2 separate regions of the Homo sapiens genome follow, and region 2 is linked to region 1. A link is a contact called in ENCODE Hi-C or POLR2A ChIA-PET data. All regions are on one chromosome and are shown on one strand. The core of a region is the stretch at or near the end of the contact, and the rest is flanking DNA. Distances in the headings are between cores, read along the strand shown. Region 1 overlaps COMMD1 (copper metabolism domain containing 1). Region 2 has its middle 55 kb from the start of B3GNT2.

What was found. Hi-C counts contacts between places; a loop is a spot of excess contacts on that map. ChIA-PET counts read pairs that join two places held with the same protein, here RNA polymerase II (POLR2A).
Region 2: a map with no recorded cell type shows a loop between it and region 1 (1.9-fold over the local background). The contact joins two enhancer-like sites. A Hi-C loop is called at or near these places in 1 of 37 single-sample maps with no recorded cell type. POLR2A ChIA-PET finds 5 or more read pairs at or near these places in 2 of 52 experiments (CD8-positive, alpha-beta T cell and GM12878).

What each region holds. Positions count from the first base shown.
Region 1 is chr2:62,011,871-62,017,615 of GRCh38, reverse strand. All of the region lies in intron 2 of COMMD1 (copper metabolism domain containing 1), which reads right to left. Among named protein-coding and RNA genes, the nearest start is that of COMMD1, 110 kb to the right of the region's middle. Within about 2 kb of position 3,340, at least 14 of the 41 ENCODE cell types and tissues checked have a DNase peak (open chromatin) inside an H3K27ac peak, as active enhancers do.
Region 2 is chr2:62,137,752-62,143,496 of GRCh38, reverse strand. No RefSeq gene overlaps it. Among named protein-coding and RNA genes, the nearest start is that of B3GNT2, 55 kb to the left of the region's middle. RefSeq lists an enhancer at 1,342-1,431. Within about 2 kb of position 2,241, at least 3 of the 41 ENCODE cell types and tissues checked have a DNase peak (open chromatin) inside an H3K27ac peak, as active enhancers do.

The DNA of each region.
Region 1 (5,745 bases), core at 2,091-4,590:
TCACTGCAGCCTCAAACTCCTGGGCCCAGGCAATCCTCCCACTTCAGTCTACCAAGCAGCTGGGACTACAGGTGTGCACCACCATGCCCTGCTAATTTTTTTTAATTTTTTGTAGAGATAGGGTTTCACCATGTTGCCCAGGCTGGTCTTGAACTCCTGGGCTCAAGTGATCTGCCTGCCTTGGCCTCTCAAAGTGTTAGCATAAGAGGCATGAGCCATTGCACCCAGCCTTTAAATGATATTCTAAGAAGACTAGGCTGTTTTCTTTAGACTAAGAAGTGTGTGTGTGGACGGAGGCCAGTATCACAGGATCAAAGATCAAACTAATTTTGTGATCAACACTGTTACATTCACTAGGTTTATCATAATTCAGTTCAGGCTTTTGTACTGTATCCACAAGACTATAAAATGGCTCATTAAAATTCAGATATATTTCCTCTGTTATTGACTTATAATCCACTTAGGTTAATAACTCTGGCAATAAAAAGGAAGTTTAGCTTATTTGGCAGTTAATCTGAGCTGGTTCCTAGAGACTACCACTCATTAATGTCTTGGGTGATAAGAGCTCTGTTTAATTAATTATACAGAGTTATCTAGAAAATTCAGAAACATGATAAATTTACAACTTATCAGCTTCAAGTTCAGAAGTCCTTTTTTCTGTTTCCCTAGTAGCATAAATCATTTTTTAAAAATCCATACAAAATGTTAAGAATGGCCTCATATCATATGAAAAAATTAACTCGAGTGGATCAAAGACCTAAGCCTAAGAGTGAAAACTATAGAACCCTTAGTAGAAAACAGAGAGGAAAAGTTTCATGACATTGGATTTGGCAATGACTTCTTGGATAGGATACCAAAAGCACAGGCAACAAAAGTAAAAATAAACTGGACCACATCAAAATTTAAAACTTTTATGCATCAAAGGATATGATCTGGAGGGGAGTGAAAACCCAGACCGGGAGAAAATATTTGCAAATCCATATATCTAATATGTGATTGATATCCTGAATACATTTAAAAAAACTCCTACAACTCAACAACAAAAAAAACAATAAAAGTGCATAAAATGAGTTCAGGTGTTTGGTGTAGGAAAAAAAAAAAAAAAGAGGCTGGGTTCAGTGGCTCATGCTTATAATCCCAGCACTTTGCAAGGCCGAGGCAGTGGCTTGCTTCAGCCCAGGAGTTCAAGACCAGCCTGGGCAACATGGCAAAACCCCGTCTCTACAAAAAATATAAAAAATTAACCAGGCATGGTAGCTTGCACCTGTAGTCCCAGCTACTCAGGTGGCTGAGGTGGGAGGAACACTGGAGCTTGGGAGGCAGAGGTTGCAGTGAGCCGAGATTGTGCCACTGCACTCCAGCTTGGGCGATAGAGCAAGACCCTGTCTCGAAAAAAAAAAAAAAAAAAAGAAAAGAAAAGAAAAAAGAGAGACAAAAAGAAAAGAAAGAAAAATAAAAAAGATTTTTGAAAATGGGCAAACCTGGCCGGGCATCGTGGCTCACGCATGTAATCCCAGCACTTTGGGAGGCCAAGGCAGGTAGATTGCCTGAGGTCAGGCGTTCAAGACCAGCCTGGCCAAAAGTGGTGAAACCCTGTCTCTACTAAAAATACAAAAATTAGCCAGGTGTGGTGGTGTGTGCCTGTAATCCCAGCTACTCAGGATGCTGAGCAAGAGAATGACTTGAACTTGGGAGGCGGAGGTTTCAGTGAGCCAAGATTGCACCACTGCACTCCGGCCTGGGAGATGGAGCAAGACTCTTGTCTCAAAAAAACAAACAAAAAGGGCAAACCCAATAAGCACATAAAAAGATGTTCAACATCTCTAATCATTAAGGACTTCAACTCAAAACTAAATGAGATACCACTTTATATACATTCGGATGACAACTATCAAAAAAAAAAAAGAAAAAAAAAAAAAACCCAGAAACTAACAAGTGTTAGTGAGGATGTACAGAAACTGGAAACTTCATGTACTGCAAAAAACCGTAAAATTGAGCAACTGCTGTAGAAAATAGTTTGTCAGTTCCTTAAAAAGTTAAAACATAGAATTACCGTATGATCCAACAAGTCCACTCCTAGTATATACCCAAAAGAATTAAAAACAGAGACTAAAATAGATATTTGTATACCCATGTTCACAGCAGATTAGTCACAAGAGCCAAAAGGTGGAAACAACTCAAATATCCATCAACAGATAAATGGATAAACAAAATGTGGTATATGTACACAATGGAATATTATTCAGCCTTTAAAAGGAATGAAATCCTGATATGTACTACAACAACGATAAAAGTTGAAGACACTATGTGTAAAATAAACCAGACACAAAAGGACAAATATTGTGTGGTTCTATTTATATGAGGTACCTAGAATAGGCAAATACACAGAGAAAAAAGTAGAAAAGAGGTTACCAGGGGCTGAAGAGATGGAAATTGGGAATTATTGTTTAATGTGTACTGAATTTCTGTTTGGGATTTAAAAAAGAAAGATCTGCAAATAGTGGTGATGGTTATACAACATCATGAATGGGTTGGATGCAGTGGCTCATCTGTAATCCGAGTGCTTTGGGAGGTGGAGGCAGGAGGACTGCTTGAGCCCAGGACTTGAGGCTACAGTAAGCTATGATCATGCCACTGTACTCCAGCCTGGGTGGCAAGACTGCCATCTCTTAAAAAAGAAAACCATCTGTACTTAATACCACTGGGCTGTACTTAATACCACTGGACTGTACACTTAAAAACTGCTGAAATGGCCGGGCGCAGTGGCTCACACCTGTAATCCCAGCACTTTGGGAGGCTGAGGGGGGTGGATCATGAGGTCAGGAGTTCAAGACCATACTGGCCAAGCCAATATGGTGACACCCCATCTCTACTAAAAATACAAAAATTAGCCTGGCGTGGTGGTGCACACCTGTAGTCCCAGCTACTCGGGAGGCTGAGACAGAAGAATCGCCTGAACCCAGGAGGTAGAGGTTGCAGTGAGCCAAGATTGCACCACTGCATTCCAGCCTGGGTGACAGAGCAAGACTCTGTCTCAAAAAAAAAAAAAAAAAAAAAAAAAAAAAAAAAAAAAGGTTAAAATGGTAAAATTTTGTTATGTGTATTTTACCACAATTTTTTTTTTTTAAGTACTAAAGAAGGGCTTGGGCCAGAGGCCTTCTACATTTATCTTGGCAATAGAGCAGTGGCATACATGGAATGAAGCCCAGAGCCAACCAGCCAGTACACACATACTAGACAAACACAGGCAGTTCAACACTGCTGGGCAGGATACACTGTTGCCCTGAGTTTAGGACAAGGGATTTATATCCAAAAATTGCTTCCAAGTCCTCTTAAGGCTTGGCTTCCTGGCTTCCTCTCAAGCACCCCATCTGTCTGCAAGAATAGAAACAGACAGCCTGAACAGCTGAACGAAGTCCAACACCAGGGGCTGCGTGCTGGCAAGCTACTAGTCAGAGGCTGAGGACTTCAGCAGTGCCAAAGCCCTATTCTCACAGGGTCAATGAATCTGCAAAGACACTCATCTTTTTCTCTCCTCCTCTTTAAATCATTTTATTGGGTATAGTATACATAAGAAAGGGCACATCATAAGAAACAATGATTTTCTTTTAAAGTCTATAAAAAATTTATGTTCAGTAATCTCAAGTGCATCTCTCTGTAAGTTGAGAGTTTTAAAAATAAAATTACTTCAGCACAAACAACATCTTCTTAACTGCCAAATGTTAAATGATTTCTTTCATATTTTTCCCCAAGTGGAAGGGGTAATTATAGCTACCAGAAAACTCAAGTTGTATGTTAGACAGTCAACACTGCAATAAGACTGTTTTAACAATGACTAGAATTACCAAATTATGCTAACATAGTCTTACAAGAAAAAACAAGGTGTTACCCCCAATTCCTCACTTTCTCTCATTCTCTACATCCCTTCCAAGTCAACTCAAAGCAACTCACCCATATTCAAAACCTACACTCTACCTGCTCACTTCACTTCCTTAAAATTACCTCTATTTCCATGCCGTTATCTCACCTGGACCACTGTGAGAGCCCAGTAAGTGGCCTCCTGCTTTCACTTTTTTCCCCCTACAATACTGATTTTTATTAGTTATCCCTAGGTTTGACAAACAAGTTTTGGAACATATTATAATAAAAAAAGTTTTTAAAGGAAGGGACCTGTCATAAATGAGAAACAGAGATGGAAATGTGGAATGGAGATTGTGAGAAGTCCATGTAAACTCATTTCTACTATTTTTTGGAGTGGAATATTAATATTGGCTCCATTCATTTCTGAATACCTCATCTTATTAAGAGAATGAAGGATAACAGTTTTTCTTTTTGTTGTTTTGTATTTTTTTTTTCCTTGAAATCCCATTTACCTAATTAACATCACATGGAGGTTTCAAGGAAAAAGAGAATTGCTTTTAATGTGCAGAAAAGCAATTCCAACCTTAGTGATATTTTCCCCCTGGGATCTCAGTATCCCAGTACTGAGATCCCAGAAATCCATTCTCCATAGGTGAATCAAGGCAATCCTATTAGAATATAAGTCACATCACATCTTTCCTTGTTTAAAACCCTCTAATGGCTTCCCATTACACTTAAAATTCTTAACAAGGCTAATTTCTTGCCTTGGTTGCTCCCTCTGCCTGTATTTTGTGCCCCCAGATCTTCCTGGGGCTGCCTCCTTCTTGTCATTCAAAGCTCAGCTCACCTCAGAGAAGAAATCTTCCTTCACTCAAATTAAAGTAAAGCCACTTACTTTGAGATGGGGTCTGGGCATCTTAATTTCTTTTTAAGCTCCTCAGATGAGTCTGACATATAGTGATGCTTTGAATCACTAGCTAAGTGAATCTTCCTTTTGCTTATAATAGCTTTTCTGCCAATTTACTTCTTGCTACTTCTTACTGACAGCGGGCTGAAAAAATGGAAAATCAACATTGTGGGAGGTGGTGAGAAAGAAATGGCAATCACTAGGGACTTGTACTAAATCACTGCCAAAGGGGCCGGGTGCGGTGGCTCACTCCTGTAATCCCAGCACTTTGGGAGGCCCAGGCGGGTGGATCAACTGAGGTCGGGAGTTCAAGACCAGCCTCACCAACATGGAGAAACCCCGTCTCTACTAAAAACACAAAATTAGCTGGGCGTGGTGGTGCATGCCTGTAATCCCAGCTACTCAGGAGGCTGAGGCAGGGGAATTGCTTGAACCTGGGAGGCAGAGATTGCGGTGAGAGCCACTGCACTCCAGCCTGGGCAACAAGAGTAAGACTCCATCTCAAAAAAAAAAAAAAAAATCACTGCCAAAGGTCACGTGTGTGTGTGTGTGTGTGTGTGTGTGTGTGTGTGTGTGTATGTGTGTGTGTTTGAGACAAGGTCTCACTCTGTCACCCAGGCTGGAGTGGAATGGCGTGATCTTGGCTCACTGCAACCTCCGCCTCCTGGGTTCAAGTGATTCTCGTTCCTCAGCCTCCCAAGCAGCTGAGATTACAGGTGCATGCCACCACACCCAGCCCCAGCTAATTTTTTTGTATTTTTTAGTAGAGACGGAGTTTCACCAGGTTGGCCAGGCTGGTCTCAAACTCCTGACCTCAAATGATCCACCTACCTCAGCCTCCCACAGTGCCAGGATTACAGGCACGAGTCACTGCGCCCAGTCATACATCTATGCATTAAATGCAAAGATATGTTCATAAACTCTAGAGAATCCATCTTGCCTGTATCAACTTTTTTGTTGTTCTTATTTCATGATTC
Region 2 (5,745 bases), core at 992-3,491, 130 kb before region 1:
TGAAGTGACTTGTTTTCTTTCAATTCAAAGGAAGTCTGGGGAAAGGCACCATTCATTCATTCAAGATGGGGTCTCAATATGTTGCCCAGGATGGTCTTGAACTCCTGGGCTCAAGGATCCTCCTGCCTCAGCCTCCTGAGTAGCTAGGATTACAAATGTGGCAGTTTGAAAGGCACTTTCTTGGTCTATGTGGTCCGCCTGTACCCAGATGATTTGGAGCCTCACCTTTAGTCCCACCCTGGCCAGCCAAACCAGGGTCAGCCTGGGGCTCCAGGAAAAAATGAAATGTTACATGGCCTTACTTGCCTTTTTCTGCTATTCATAGGCTGATATTGGTTGATAGTAAATATAAACCCACTGGGCAAGTTCATTTTTGCACAGAGTGACAACCGTCACTGAACTCTGTTTTAAGGGAGGGATTTTGGTGGGTTTTTTTTTTTGAGACAAGGTCACCCAGGCTGGAGTGCAGTGGCATGATCTCGGCTCACTGCAGCCTTGACCTCCTGGGCTCGATTGATCTTCCCACCTCAGCTCCCCAAGTAGCTGGGACTACAGGCGTGCACCATCACGCCTCGCTAATTTTTTGTAGAGACAGGATTTTGCCATGTTGTCCAGACTGGTCTTGAACTCCTGAGCTCAAACAATTCACCCACTTCAGCCTCCCAAAGTGCTGGAATTACAGGCATGGGAGGGATTTTTTTTTTCTTTAAATTGAGATGAGGTCTCACCATCATGCCCAGGATGGTCTTGAACTCCTGGGCTCAAGTAATCCTCCCATCTCAGCCTCCTGAGTAGCTGGAACTACAGCTGTGTGCACCACACCCAGCTAATTGTTCAACATTTTTGTAGAGACAGGGTCTTGCTATGTTGCCCAGGCTGGTTTCTAACTCCGGGGCTCAAGTGGTCCTCCTGCTTCAGCCTCCCAAAGTGCTGGGTTACAAGTGTGAGCCACTGTGCTGGGCCAGAATTTATTTATTTATTATTTTTAAAGAACCTTCATTTCCTCTGGCAATCTGCTTGGGGACATGCACATGAATCTCATGGGAGAACAAGAAAACGTTTCCTTTTTGTGTTCTCCACTTTCCCTTCCCTTTCCAGAATCTAGGCCCTGGTGATTCCCTTCAGGAGGCAGGAAAGCGATTCCTTGAAGAACAACAGCCGTCACCTTCCTTCCCAGTTGAGCCAGAAAGGCCCCACAGCTCTGCCACAGATGCTACAGAAAATGTTTCTGGCCTCAACTCCCCAGGGAGGGAGTAAGCCTTGGGGTTAGTTCAGTTGCACAGTTCCACGTCTGTTAGCAGCCACTGGTTCTCTTACTCCAGCTATGTTTAGCTTTGTTTGACTATCTTCCATGGGAACACAACTGCATTAGTGTTCCTTTTCTCAGTTCTCCATTTCAAAAATTTTTATTTATTTATTTAATTTCTGAGAGGGGGTCTTGCTCTGTCACCTAGGATGGAGTGCAGTGGCACAAACACAGCCTCACTGCAGACTCGACCTCCAAGTTCAGCCTCCTGAGTAGTTGGGATCACAGGCATGCACCACCATGCCTGGCTAATTTTTTTATTAGTAGTAGAGACAGGGTCTCCCTATGTTGCCCAGGCTGGCCTTGAACTCCTGAGTTCAAGCAATCCGCCCGCCTCAGCCTCCCAAAGTGCTTGGATTATAGGCGTGAGCCACCGTGCCCCGGTATCGGTTCTCCATTTATAACAACTTGTCACCAAGAACCCGAGACCCAAGCTTGGGTCAATGGTTGTCCAGCTAGGATGAGAATAATGTGCTGGCTATCTGGGTACTGTGGACAGCCTGGAAGCCCCATGTGGCAGCCAACTTACTCATTTTGCACACTGCACCCAGAGAAGGGTGGCACTGAGTGGAAAGTGAGGCCAAGGTCATCACAAACAGCATCAGGCTCTACAAAGAGTGACAGCAACCTGAAGCACAGAGACAGGTCTAACATGGATGCAGGATGTAAGTGACGTTGGACCTAGTCTTAGGTCACATCTGCATACAAAAATCCTCACTACAGGAACTGTCATTATTTAAACACATGAGCAAGGACACAGATTTTTGAAATAAGCACTTATTCTTTTGAAGGGTCTAAAAGGTAGAATGTAGAGATGGAAGACAGTAGACCTGAAATTCCTTCCTGACCACGGCCTTGTACAAATCTTCTGCCCTGTCTGTCCAGATGTTTCCTCATTTTTGACCAGATGCTAAAGCCTCCAAATCAGTCATTCTGAGATCCATGCCAATTCTTAGCCATGATTCTAAAAATAGCCAGAATAGAAATAATATACAATCCTCATATTTATGCTTACTTCTTTAATACAAAAACAGTGTAATAACAGCATGAAGGAAATAATTTAATGATTTTAATTTTTCAGCCTAAAATTATTTTAAACTAATGGTTTCACCTTGTTCCACTTGAGTAATCAAATTCATATTTTCCCCCTTGCCATCTCTCCCCCACCTGCATCCTGTGAATCAACAGAAGTTAAAACCCTAACACCAGTGGGAAACAGAAACTAGCCAAGAGCATGTAAAACAGAAACAAGACAGGCGTGGTGGTGCTGAGGTGGGAAGATCACTTGAGCCCAGGAGTTCAGGCTGCAGTGAATAATGGTTGCACCATTGCACTCTAGCTTGGGGGACAGCGTGAGACCCTGTCTCTATATTAAATTTTAAAATATAATAAAAGAGAAAGAAAATGCCTAATTACAGTTCTTGGTGAATAAATGATGTAAATGCCCATATTTTACTACCTGCTCACGTATAGCGTTAGTATTGTAATCAGATAGTTTATGTACCAAACTTGTAAGTTATGCCAGTTGGGACCATTTATCTAACAGGAAGCAGGCCCAGGCAGGTTCCTTTGCAACAAAGGATGGTTCAATGTTGCATACAGTTGAGTTGCCATGAGAGACAATTATGGCCATCCCCAAATAAGGAAAACTTGATTGCACTTAGATAAAAATTGCGATTTTTCAAATTTTGAGGTCAAAACCTGTATACTCTACAACTAGAGGTAAGCTTAAGCTAATTATGTTCTATTTGAGTCTTCCCTTCTGCTGACTAAATCACCATTTAAAATATTTGTAAACCTTGGTTGTAAAGTTGGACACCTAAGAATTCAAAATAGCAATTGTCCCACAAAGCCCCATCCCTTCCAGTATTGTGTTCTTTTAGGAAAGTATTCAATTATCTCTCAGCTGATCCTAAGATTCCTTCTATATCTTGTCCCTTTCATTTGTTTAGATATTTACTATACACTTTGAGGCTGGGTGCAGCGGCTCATGCCTGTCATCCCAGCACTTTGGGAGGCCGAGGTGGGTGGATCACCGAAGGTCAGGAGTTTGAGACCAGCCTGGCCAACATGGTGAAACCACGTCTCTACTAAAAATATAAAAATTAGCTGGGTGCGGTGGCGCATGCCTGTAATCCCAGCTACTCGGGAGGCTGACACAGGAGAATCGCTTGAACCTGGGAGGCAGAGGTTGCAGTGAGCAGAGATTGCACCACTGCACTCCACCCTGGGCGACAGAGTGAGACTCCTTCTCAAAAATAAATAAATAAATAAAAGGCTGGGCATGGTGGCTCACACCTGTAATCCCAGCACTTTGGGAGGCCGAGGCGGATGGATCATGAGGTCAGGAGTTCAAGACTAGCCTGGCCAAGATGGTGAAACTCCGTCTCTACTAAAAGTAAAAAAAAAATTAGCTGGGTGCGGTGGCAGGTGCCTGTGATCCCAGGTACTCAGGAGGCTGAGGCAGGAGAATCGCTTGAACTCAAAGGGCGGAGGTTGCAGTGAGCCAAGATCGCGCCACTGCACTCCAGCCTGGGTGACAGAGTGAGACTCCATTTCAATAAATAAATTAAAAAGAAAAAAAAACATACAAAAAGATACTTACTGTACACTTCAGAAAACAGTATTTTCTAACATCGGTTTAGCATTTATTTCCCTTTAATTTCTATTTATATTATTTTCTAAATGTTCACTCAGGTGTAAAAAAATAACTTCAACAATTAATAGTTTGACATGATGTCAGCTATTTAAGATACTCAACATCATCCTCTGCTTTTCACCACCTTCTTGCATTTGGGGGTGAAGAGTTAAACTACTTTTTTTTAATGCTGGAACTCTTTTTGAATCATTATTAAAATAAGACTGGGGGAAGAGAGGTTATATAAAGGAAATAAAGAGTCTATAATGGAATTTAGGCTTTTGCTGTTACAGCTGAGAAGAACTAGAGCTTCCAAGGAAAGCCTGACCTAAGAATAAGGCCAAATCTTTTGCTTCGTATCAACACAACGCTACCAAAATCTGGAGTTATTTTCTGACTTTATTCTGAAAGCTAACTTTTAGCTTGGCTGGACTGTTTTTTTCTTTTCTTCTCTCATCTTTCTCTCTCTCTCATCTCTCTCTCTCTCTCTCTCTCTCTCCTTTTCTTTCTTTTTTAGAGATGGGCTCTTGCTGTTGTTGCCTGAAGCCCCAAACTCCTGGGCTCAAGGCATCCTCCTTCCTCAGCCTCCTGAGCAGCTTGGACTTGAGGCCTGTGCTACCACACCTGGCTAACGGGCAGGAATCTTTCTAAACAGACTGAATTTAGAGTGCTTATTGCTCAAGCAGGGATAATTTCTACAAGGTCCAGTTCAGGCTGAGATTTTTATTTTGTCCCTAATTTCCTGAAATCAAAACAAGTGGTTTTAATCTAGGATCGCACAGGTAGAAAACCTAGTGGGGTCTCTGGGAACTTTATACCTGTTTTCTCCTTCCCTGGTCCTTTCTCCATGCTTTTATTGTTACCAGGGAGATGTCCTGGTTTAATGTAAGTGTCCCTTACAAAACTTTCTAAGAACTTACTCCCAGAAAATACAAAAAATGATGATAGCCAATTAGGCAAGAGAGGGGGTAATTTAGTCTTATACTTTCTCAGAGGGAATACAAATTAATACAGCCTTCCTGGAGAGGAATTTGGCAATGTTTATCAAAGTTAAAAACTGTGTACTAGGCCGGGTGCAGTGGCTCACGCCTGTAATCCCAGCACTTTGGGAGGCTGAGGCGGGTCAATCACTGGAGGTCAGGAGTTCGAGACCAGCCTGGCCAACATAGTGAAACCCTGTCTCTACTAAAAATACAAAAAAAAATTAGCCGGACGTGGTGGCAGGTGCCTGTAGTCCCAGCTACTCAGGAGGCTGAGACAGGAGAATCACTTGAACCCGGGAGGCGGAGGTTGCAGTGAGCTGAGATTGCGCCACTGCATTCCAGCATGGGTGACAGAGTGAAACTCTGTCTCTAAATAAATAAATAAAACTGTGTACTCCACTTCTGGGAATTTATTCAAGGAAAGTCAACTCTTTTCCTAGTTCTAGCCTTCTTTCTGTACATTAGATTGATGGGTCATTAACTGTTCTTAGTATGTTTCTGTATTTTCATAATAGACTATAATAAACATATATACCTTTGATAATAAAAAATTAAAAATCATCAGTAAATATAAAATATACCCTGTTAGAAACAACTTGCATTCAGAAGTGCTTAGTGTTAAATGTGGGGACCACCTGCAACAACCAGTTTTTGGTTTTCTTTTTAATTCTTGAAAACTCAGTATACATTAACTGTAGTTCTTCCAATGACCTAGGGTTTGGGAATACAATTTTAAAAGCCCATGGCCACTCTTGTAGCTATTACTTTCATGGGATGACCTAAACAGAGTTTCAGACTATGACAATGATTTCCTCTCC